Linked DNA regions of Homo sapiens: region 2 is linked to region 1. Evidence: chromatin loops called from intact Hi-C (ENCODE). Cell type or tissue: endothelial cell of umbilical vein. All regions are shown on one strand. Each heading gives the region's core, and the rest is flanking DNA. Links, peaks and the distances in the headings are about the cores only.

Region 1 (5,376 bases), core at 98-5,097:
ACCTCTTCGTCTCATGCCAATGGGAATAAAGTAGGGATTCTTCTCACTGAGCTGGAATAACCTGCTTAGGGGTTAAAGGATCCAAACTTGCTTCCTTTGGGGCATGAAGGTTCAGTTCCTCGTGTTAAGGCCACGTGTCACTGTGGTTCAGACACCAGCTCTCTCCCAAGAGACCCCAGGAGACCGCATTCATTGCCTTGATGATTTCTCCACTTGAGGAGCCTGCTCTCCTGCAGGCCAGGAGACCTGTTTGTTGGCACTTCTCACCTGGTCCTTCTTCCCCAGGAAACCAGGCATTAACCAGGCACCCCTGAGAGGCCGATATATAACTACAGGAGGCCCATTTATTCGCTTACAAAGCGAAGTTAAGCTGGCAAGCAGACAGAACACTCTAGTACGGAGATCAGTCCATTCTCTCCCTGGAGGCAAATTACTGGAGAAGCCAAGTTATAACCAGAACGCCAATTTATTCATTTATAATGAGAAAATCAGCTTTCGAGAGTACTGGAAGTTCACACAAGCCAGAGCACTTTGTTCTTTCCCTGTTGAAAAACGAATACCCAAGAAGCCAAATTATCCAGAAGAGCGAGCAAGGAATTGTGGCAAAGGTTGAATAGAAGACCTATCTTTCGGCTGAATTGCTCAAAGCGCTCTTACCCACTAGAGGGTTTGCTTTGCCTGGCAAACCTCTTTGCTCAGGTCTGCTTGCCAAGCTTTCTTCTTGCCTGGACACTGAATGGACAGGCCTTGCCAGCATTTGCCCCTGAGACTTGTCATTTTCCAAGCTGCCATGGCTGGTCAGCTTCCTTCTCTTACAATGGGGTCTCCTTCCCCTAAAAGTAATTGAGGCTTGGTTTATTTCCTTAGAGTCTCAATCAAACCCAGTCTAATCTATTCAAGAACACACTTAAACACAATCTCTTAGATTTTTCCCACAAACGGTTTATCCTAACCAGTGTATGTGTGTTTTATTGCTTAATCCCTTACAACTTTTTATTTATTTATTTATTTATTTATTTATTTATTTATTTATTTATTTAGAGACACGGTCTCACTCTGTCACCCAGGATGAGTGCAGTGGCATGATCATGGCTCACTGCAGCCTCAAACTCCCAGGCTCAAGCAATTCTGATGCCTCAGCCTCCCGAGCAGCTGGGACTACAGATGTGTGTCACCACGCCCAGCTAATTTTTTTTTCTTTTTTTTTTTTTTTTTTGTAGAGACAGGTCTTGCTGTGTTTTTCAGGCTGGTCTCAAACTCCTTGATAAAAGCAATCCTCCTACCTCAGCCTCCCAAAGTGTTGAGATTACAGGTGGGAGCCACCACTCTTGGCCTACAAATTTACTTACAAATTCTCTGGGACTCCAGGCAGTCATTTTCTTAGGACAAGCAACAAGAGGAAATGAGCTCTGTTGAATAAGAAACTGAATTCCCCTTTGACACTCTGGGCATGGAAACCCTCCCTTCTCCAAAGGGCTGGAGTAACCCTCAGGGGCTTGTCCCCCAAGGCCCTATGAATGAAGCTGGATTTAGGTACATGGGCGGGAGGGAGAGCCTCAAACCATGGGTGGATTTGGTTTGATATGCATTGCAAGTTCGTCCTATCAGAGGGTGGAGAATACAGACCTTGAAGCCACACACAGCTGGGTTCCAATCCCAGCTTTGCTGAAGATACAGCACTCAACATCTCTGAGCCTCATCTTTAAAATGGGTACGTCATACCTCTATCTCCCAGAAAGGTGAAATTAAATAATAATGCACAACACTTGGCATGTAATAATCATTATTCCTTCCTCTTACCCGTCTCAATTTTTCCCATTACAGGAAATTGTTCCACAAAACGCTGCGACCTCTAGAAAAATGCTCCTTCTCTCCACTCTGCCCACCGCCACCCACCCAGGTATTTTAAAGTCAGTGAGAGAGGCCTAGCAATTACATTCCTTTTCTTTTCTTTTTTACAGTGTCTTACACCAAAATATTTACATTTGTGTATTTGATTCTAAGAAATAGGGTATATAGAGGACAGATGATTGACCATGAGTTGGTAGGTGTTGAAGCTGGATAATGAGTACAAGGGAATTCATTATATTATAGTCTGTACTTTGGGATATATTTGAAATTTTTTGTGTTAAGAATACTTTTTAAGGCTGGGCACAGTGGCTCACACCTCTAATCCCAGCACTTTGGAAGGCTGAGGCACAAGAGTCGCTTGAGCCCAGGAAGCGGAAGTTGCAGGGAGCCGAGATCACGCCACTGCACTCCAGCCTGGGCAACACAGTAAGACTCTGTCTTAAAAAAAAGAAAAGAAAAGAAAAGAAAAAAAGAATACTTTTAATAGAAAAAAATCTTAATGGTAAGTTACTATATGTCAGACACTGGTCTAGGAGATGGGGTTTAAAAGAATAAGTCTAAGCTTGCCTTTGAGGAATTTAGTTTAATGGGAGAGAAAACTGTGTTAATGGTCCTTTCAAGCTGAGTGATGAGGGTGAGTGAAACTTTGTGTTATGCAATGCTCACATATTCCACCCTGACGGAGTGCCAGTATGTCCGGCTACCAACGGTGGTGGCGTCCCCATGTGGCAAAAGTGTGAACACCACCTGCAAGTCACTCAGCCTTCCTGTATTGAACTGGAGAAACTCGACTAATTTACAGTGTGAGAAGCTTCTCTTTTCTTCAATATTTGCATATAAATGAGACTTGATTAATATATTTTGGCACATTGCTTCAAATCTGTGGCATAATTTAAATTTGCATAAAACTTGGCTGCTGAATTGTGATGATCTGTTTACTTCTCTAATAGGGTCCTCTTCCTCACCTCTTCTTTTCCCAATGGAGTAGAAACAGAGAGGGAATGAAGGAGGGAGGATAGAAAGAAAGAAGGGAGGAAAGAAAAAAAGGGGCAGATTAGGCAGAAAGACTGTTTGCTCTTCTCCCTCTCCTACCTCCCCAATGTCAAAGTTATGTTATACGAGGTTTGACATTAGTGATCCTCTCTTTTGTGCTGTGCAGTAATTGACATATAAGTGATGTGAAACCCTCATGCTGACTGGCCTCCCCATCTTGGGCTTATCATTTCACTTTCCAGAACCTATATTATAGATTTCTCCATCTGTTATATAATAAAGGAATAGCAGTACTGACCTGACTTCCCAAGGGTCATAGAAGGGTTACACCAGATAATGCAGGAGAAAGCCCTTTGAGCACAGTACAGCCAGAGACACATGTTAGGGGTGTTATTAGGACCACTGACATGGCAACCACAGCTGCCACTTCCTTATGACTCACTAGCCTCTTATATGAGCCCGCCTCACTATGAGGCCCTGAAGGGTGCTGAGCTAATGTTTGTAAACCACTTTAAAGAGGAGAGGGGCTTTAAAGCAGCTTGGAACACTTCCGATTAGATGACCTCTACAAGAGTACAAAGGAAAATAAATATGGACTTTCCTCTTCCTTTTAATTTTCTTTCAAAAAGAGAGACAACTAGCTCCCTCAGCAGTGTACACCACAGTGTTTGAGTTAGCCATGTGAGTACAGAAGAGTTTTCTGGGACAGGGTCATGAAAAAATATTACGGTTCTTTTTTTAATGGGAAAAGAAGTGCGTGCTTGTTTTTAAAAAATGCAAATGATATAGGAGTATAGAAAATAACAGGTAAGGCCAGGCACAGTGGCTCACGCCTGTAATCCCTGCACTTTGGGAGGCCAAGACAGGCGGATCACCTGAGGTCAGAAGTTTGAGACCAGCCTGCCCAACATAGAGAAACCCCATCTCTACTAAAAATACAAAATTAGCTGGGTGTGGTGGCACATGCCTATAATCCCAGCTACTCGGGAGGCTGAGGCAGGAGAATCTCTTGAACTCAGGAGGCGGAGGTTGCGGTGAGCCAAGATCACGCCATTGCACTCCAACCCAGCCAACAAGAACGAAACTCTGTCTCAAAAAAGAAACCAAAAAAAAAAAAAAAAAAAAAAGCTGGGTGTGGTGGCTCACACCTGTAATCCTAGCACTTTGGGAGGCCGAGGCGGGTGAATCACGAAGTCAGGAGATCGAGACCATTCTGGCTAACACGGTGAAACCCCGTCTCTACTAAAAATACAAAAAATTAGCTGGGCGTGGTGGCGGGCACCTGTAGTCCCAGCTACTCAGGAGGCTGAGGCAGGAGAATGGCGTGAACCCAGGAGGTGGAGCTGGCAGTGAGCCGAGATCGCACCACTGTACTCCAGCCTGGGCGACAGAGCGAGACTCTGTCTAAAAAAAAAAAAGGAAAGAAAAGAAAAGGTAAAAGCCCCATTTTTTCAAATATCACTTCACCCTTTCCCTAGAGGTAGCCACTGTTAACAGTATGGGAGTGTATTCTTCCAGTTTTTATGTAGATAGATAAATAGATCTTTCTGTGCATTCTGTCCTGCAATTTTCTTTTCTCACTTAACTCTAAATAGTAGTGTTTAAGAGTAGACTTTTACAAAGAAATTAAGAAGGAAATATAAATGTTTTACCAAGGGAACTACCCACTCAAATGTATTTCTTAATTTTGCAAGTAAGCCTTATTGTAAATAGGGAAAAGAAATAAAAGAGAAAATATATAATATTTTAAATAAAATCAAATGTGTTTCTTAAACCAAAACATGGAGTTGGAATGTTACCCTAGCTGCTGAGAGAAAACTATGCCCTGTACACATCTTTATCACATGTTTGTCCACCCAAACTAGAATGCGAACTTCTCCAACGTAAGCAGTATTCCCTGGACCTAGCACAATGCCTGGCACAAAGAAATGTTTGCTGAGTGAATAAATGAATAAACAAATCAACCGTGACCCTGGATTCTTGCAGAAGTTATCCATTAATTAGGCCAGGCACAGTGGCTCATGCCTGTAATCCCAGCACTTTGGGAGGCCAAGGTGGGCGGATCTCTTGAGGACAGGAGTTTGAGAACAGCCTGGCCAACATGGTGAAATCCCCATCTCTACTAAAAATACAAAAAATGTTAGCCAGGCTTGGTGGCGTGCACCTGTAGTCTCAGCTACTCAGGAGGCTGAGGCACAAGAATCACTTGAACCCAGGAGGCAGACATTGCAGTTAGCTGAGATCGCGCCACTGCACTGCAGCCTGAGCAACACAGTGAGACTCTGTCTCAAAAAAACGAGTAAGTTCTCCATGAATTAATCTCTCCTGGGCCCCTTCTGTGCTTTATGGCATCTTGTTTTTAGCACTTTTACACATTATGTTATTTTGGTATCACAACAGCCCTTTAATTACGTTACACTTGGTATTTCATCTTGTCACTACTTTACAGATGGGCAAACTGAATCCTAATGAGGTGACAGAGCTGAGCCTAGAACCCAGGTATTTTCTGTTGCACCACTCTTTATATTCTCC
Region 2 (5,376 bases), core at 67-5,066, 55 kb before region 1:
GATTGTTTGGAACCAGAATCACTGTGCTTAACCACTATGCTGTATTGCCTGAAATACCAAGCGAGCAACAAAAACTTGCAATTGGGTTCATTTCAATGCTGTGGCAGACTTAGAAGTGAGGCTGGGGAGGCAGAAAGGGCCAGACCATGCTTGACTTTGTTGATAGTGCTGAGGGTCTGAACTTGATCCAAAGAGCAATGAGAAGCTAGTAAAGGGTTGCAATCAGAGAAGTGAAATAAACTGATGTCATTAAACTTCCTGCTACAAAACCAGATTCTTATGAGATCATCAGCACTAATCCCACCATGTCCCACCTCCCTGTTCACCTCAGTCACCTCCAGAAGGTCAAGTTCCCATCCCAAGTCATCTGGCATCACCCCAACCCTTAGCCCCATGGTGGCTCTGCACATCTGGTAATCTGAACCAATCTCCCCCACACTGTCCAGCCTCTCAGCAGCCTCCTCTTCTCTATTCTTAATCCCTTCTCAGAATGTTTCCCTCACCGCTTACCCCGTCTAGTGCCTGATTTGTCCTAAAACTTCCATTGCAGCTACTTAACAGCAGGTTGGCTTTTTTTTTCTTCTCATACCCTCCCCATGTATCTGGAGATGGGACAGGTGTGCGCCTGGCCTCCGATTGCCACTTCTAAGCCATTCGTTCCCTTCTTCAACCCCTCTTCCTTTGAAGTATATGTCATCGGACTTTGCGCCTCTGAGTTGCTGCCATCTCCTGCCCACCCTGTCTCACTCCTTTCATGAATGACTTTACCATCGTCTCATTTCTTTCAATTGCCACCATTCTTGGTTGCTTCAAAATTCAGTTGGCTTATCCATCCAATATCTCAGCTGCTTGTTCTTCAGCCAGCTCATACTGATGCCCTTTTCCCCCACCCACCTAGCTATCTTCTTCCTTGGTCATGCCCTTCCATATTGCAAGCCACACTAAATGCACCACCACTGAAATTGCAACCTCAAGTATACCAGCCTCTACTCCCAGCTCACTTTTGCTGGTCCTCCAGTGCAATATGTATGCAGATCTCATAGAGATCTTTGATTATTATTAGCGCTACCACTTTTTCATCAGACACCTCACTCTCAACCCAGCTTAGAGTCATGATTCTTTCTTACAACCACTGCCCTGCAAACTCTGTCCAACAACCTCACATGTCAAGCTCCAGCTTTCCAGCTATCATGCTTGCACCCAAGCAGCTGCATGTTTTTGCAGAATCCACTGATCATGATGATGGGATTCCTTTGACATATATGGACACAAATCTCAAGCCACTGATGGACAAACACTTTCTCAGTATCTCCACTTCCAAAACTCTTCACACCCTCTGTCTTCTCAAACTTCCTGTATCTTCTCTCCTTTCCTCACTTGCAGCTGATGGCCTTCACCTGCAGTTCACTGAGAAAAAGAGAAACAACCACCTAGAAACCACCTCATCTTCTTAGTAACAAAACTTCCAACTTAACTGGCCTGTGCCCACATGCTGGGCCTTTCCTCCTGTTTCTACAGAGGGCACATCCCTGTTCCCCTCTCAGGCCAGCTCGTTTCTCCCATCTTGCCTTCCCCTGGAGAGCACTTCTCTAAGAGTCTCCTCTCTGTCCTGCAGCACTGTTTTCCTTTCTACTGATTCACTCCACTTCCACTTGCCCTCCCTCTCCCTCCACAGAGGGTCAAGAATCCAAAGCCGATGATTTTCCCGTGGAATTGTGTGGGAACTTGTCAGATCTGCTGCAGAAAAAAAGATACCCAAGGATAGATGATCTACATAATCCCTCCCAACTCTGAGCATCTATAGCTTCTGCCTTTATTCTCATGGGCCAATAGTAGTTAGAGTTAGACATTCCTTCATCTTCCTCTACTTTTTTTTTTTTTTTTTTTTTTTTGAGACGGAGTGTCGCTCCATCACCAGGCTGGAGTGCAATAGTGGGATTTCGGCTCAGGCTTGATAGCAGAGGCTTGAACCTCCGCCTCCCGGGTTCAAGCAATTCTCCTGCCTCAGCCTCTCGAGTAGCTGAGACAACAGGCGTGCGCCACCATGCCTGGCTAACTTTTGTATTTTTAGTAGAGATGGGGTTTCGCCATGTTGACCAGGCTGATCTCAAACTCCTGACTTCAGGTGGTCCACCCGCCTCTGCCTTCCAAAGTGCTGGGATTACAGGTGTGAGCCACCATGCCCAGCCCATCTCCCTTCACTTCTGAGTGGAGGTCCCACTCACTTGGCCATGGCATTATGGTGAGGTAGTTTGCTGTGATGCTCATTAATGTGAAAGCCAGCTGGGTTTGGCCACCACTCCTACACTGTCTTGGGTGAGTGTGGGCAAGTTCTTTTATCTCCTGAGCCTTCATTTCCTTTATCTATAAAATAGGGATAATAATAAGATTTACCCTCATAGATGGTAAGGATGGAAAAGGTTAAAACACATAGCGTGCCTATCTTCATGCCCATAGAACCAGAAAAATATTAAGAGATGCCTCCCCTAAGTGGTGGTTAAAGTTATTATTCCCTCCTGTGAGCCCCTGGGTGAACAGTGCATTGTTTAAGGACCTAGGGCAGTTGTGTTTGTGCAGAATTCACTTCCTACCATGAGGCCTGTTGGATTTGTAATGGGCAGATTAGAATTTGTGAAAGTATGCAAGAGCCAGGATGTGAGAGGGCTGGATCCCTGGGCAGAACACATAATGAGGCAAACAAGTTATGCTGTTCCTGTTTTTGAGTTGCAGGGAAAGACCAAGGGCTATTTTTAGCTTGGAAGGTTTGGGTTCTGGGAGGGCGCTGCAGCCGTGTTTGTCACATTACGTTTTAACATAATACAGAGTCACCCCACTAAAGGGATCTGTTTCAGGTTGTTTTTATTAATCCAAGTGCCTTTTTTTCAAATTGAGATGTCCAGACTTAATGGGCAGCAAGCAAACAGTACCCAAGAAGCAGATTTAACCTAATAAAAAATAAATCCTTTGTTCTGTCAAGTTTCCATGAGGTATCCTAAAAACAGGAAAAAAAAAGTCATAAATATAGCATTGCCTTCACTTGAGTAAGTTGTTCTTTAGGGAAAAAATATTTTGTGATTATACTATTGTGTGTCTCACAAAAATAAACATTGGAAGTGTATGTTGTGGTTTAAGAATGAAGGCGAGACCTTCCCAAGGAAATTTTTTGAGCCATTTCAGGTGCAGGCAGATGTCTATCTGTCTTCTAAGATGACAACAAGCACAAAACTGTGGGGGAGGGGGCGCCTGGGGCAGTGGGAGATAATTACAGCAGGTACAGATAATTTGGGCTTGGCAGGTTAAAAACAAAATGTTGGGATTTTTATTCCGTTAGGATGGAACAAACAATGTCCTCCAAAATCAGACCCAACACATTCACTCAAGAAACCTTAGTTGAGCGCCTAGGACAGCCTGCTACTAGAGATACAAAAGGGAACAGATAGGATTGGTCCTTGCCTTAAGAGAGCTCATGGCTCAACAGAGAAGATAGATAAGAAAACAGTGTGACGGAAGCTCTGACCCAAGACATATCCTACTAGACCAACTCGACAACTTCCTAACTGCTTAATAATCCTAAACTTCAATTGCTTCATCTCTGACATAAGGCTAAGAATTCCTATTAAAGATCGTAGGTTAAACATGTGCCATGGGCTCAAAACAAACAAAACCCTCCTTTGTCCTCTTTCTTACGCTCCAAAATGAAAAGATTCCAAGAAAGAAGAAAGCATGGGACCCAGAAGTAAGGCACTCCAACCTAGGAGAGAGGCCCAGGGAAGGCCCAAGACAATGGTGCAGAGATCCTGGGGTGACAGCCGAGCACCCAGCATAGGGGCCACCTGTCTAGACCCAAGCTAGTTAGAAGGCCCCCAGAGAGATTGCCTCAAAAAGTTGAAATTGATAGAATACCAAATATATGTGGAAATGTTGGGAAAGTATTTCTGTCACAGTGGACAGGTTTGAGGCTTACTTAGAGATAAGTACACAGAAAATGAAGCCACTTTATTTATTTATTTATTTTTCTGAGACAGGGTCTTGTTCTGTTGCCCAGGCTGGAGTGTGGTGGCAAGATCACAGCCCACCGCAGCCTTGAATTCCTGGGCTCAAGGTATCCTCCCACCTCAACTTCTTGAATAGCCAGGACTACAGGTGCGCACCACCATGTCTGGCTAGTTTTTGTTGTTGTCGTATGCTGCCCAGGCTAGTCTGGAACTCCTGGACTCAAGCAGTCCCCCCACCGAAGTGCTGGGATTAGAGGCATGAGCCAAACTTTAAAAATAAGAAAATAATTCCAAAGAAAACAAGCAAAATAATGTGTGAGAAAAGTAACAAGTCTAGCGTACTAGATGACCAGCTATAAAAATACTGCTCTGGCTGAAATCGAGTTACATCTATATTAGATAGAAGAGGGGGAAAGCGTATTTGTATGTTGCACATGGTGCAGGCCGCTGATGGCAGAGCTAAATCCTCATCTTTCATGGTGCAAAGCCAAAAGATAATGCCTAAACTGAGAAATCTCAAAGTAGCAATATAAGCATGATACGAGGTGAATAACAAAATGAATCAGCAAAAATATTGGAGGTGGTTGTCTCTGGACCATGGGAAACTGCGCTGCGGAGATTTGGGGAAGCTGTGGGGAACGGGGAAGTAATCACTGACATTTGAACCAAAGTATGTAGAACTTTTTGGCTCTTTAACTACATGCACATATAATTTAGATGATCATAGCACCGAATTTGAAATAATAGCTATAAAAGAACACGGAGTGCTGGAATTCTTGCTGTGTTTATTAACAAACATAAAAGTCATGTGCACATCACATGAAAACTTTCTGAGAAAGAATTGCTATCACATGGTCTACCCAGGTTGGCCAGCCCTTCATATTATTTCTCAGATCTGCAAAGTCGGCTTGTTGATAAAACATCATCTGCTTGAAAGGGAGTGGGGATAATAACAGTGTCTACCCCCATAGGGTAATTGAGAGGGTTGAATTAGAAAAGGCACTTAGCCAGTGCTCTATGAATATTGGCAAGTTGTCCTGTTACCCTTCTCTGTTATAATCATAGATTGCTTTATCTCCAGGAGCAAGGAAAAAGGGCTTGCTCTCTTTACTTCTGTTTATTCCATCATACGGGATGGATGGCTGGAATGTTAGATGTGATAGTGAGCCATCTGGGACCGTAGTGGCAAGGCCACTCCCAAAGGATGGTGAAACTGGAGAAAAAAGGAGAAATGACCTCCCAAATAGTCCCCAACCTCCAGTCTGTTTTATGAGAAAGAAACACACTTCTGTTTTGCTTAAACCCCAGGCGGCTATCTTATGTCTAATACCCCTCTTAATTTTATTAATAGCAGTAGTAGTACCACTAGTCTCAGCAATTA

The links. Peaks named below come from ENCODE experiments on the same cell type or tissue, not always from the same donor. Only the 100,000 strongest peaks of a DNase experiment are listed, where the experiment ranks them.
Region 2: a loop joins it to region 1, with 4 times the contacts of the local background. A loop is called at or near these places in 2 of 110 quality-filtered maps.

Annotation. Positions count from the first base shown.
Region 1 is chr1:67,532,779-67,538,154 of GRCh38, reverse strand. No RefSeq gene overlaps it. Among named protein-coding and RNA genes, the nearest start is that of LINC01702, 13 kb to the right of the region's middle. RefSeq lists an enhancer at 2,375-2,669 and a silencer at 4,635-4,929. In endothelial cell of umbilical vein, for the core only: a CTCF peak has its summit at 2,595 (motif pointing left); DNase peaks (open chromatin) are centred at 2,554 and 3,264.
Region 2 is chr1:67,587,864-67,593,239 of GRCh38, reverse strand. It overlaps LOC105378780 (a long non-coding RNA gene), which reads right to left. Exons shown (of 4, transcript XR_947474.4): 4 at 2,843-2,992. Among named protein-coding and RNA genes, the nearest start is that of LINC01702, 68 kb to the right of the region's middle. In endothelial cell of umbilical vein, for the core only: no CTCF peak of the experiment used is centred there; a DNase peak (open chromatin) is centred at 2,699; H3K27ac peaks cover 1,187 bases.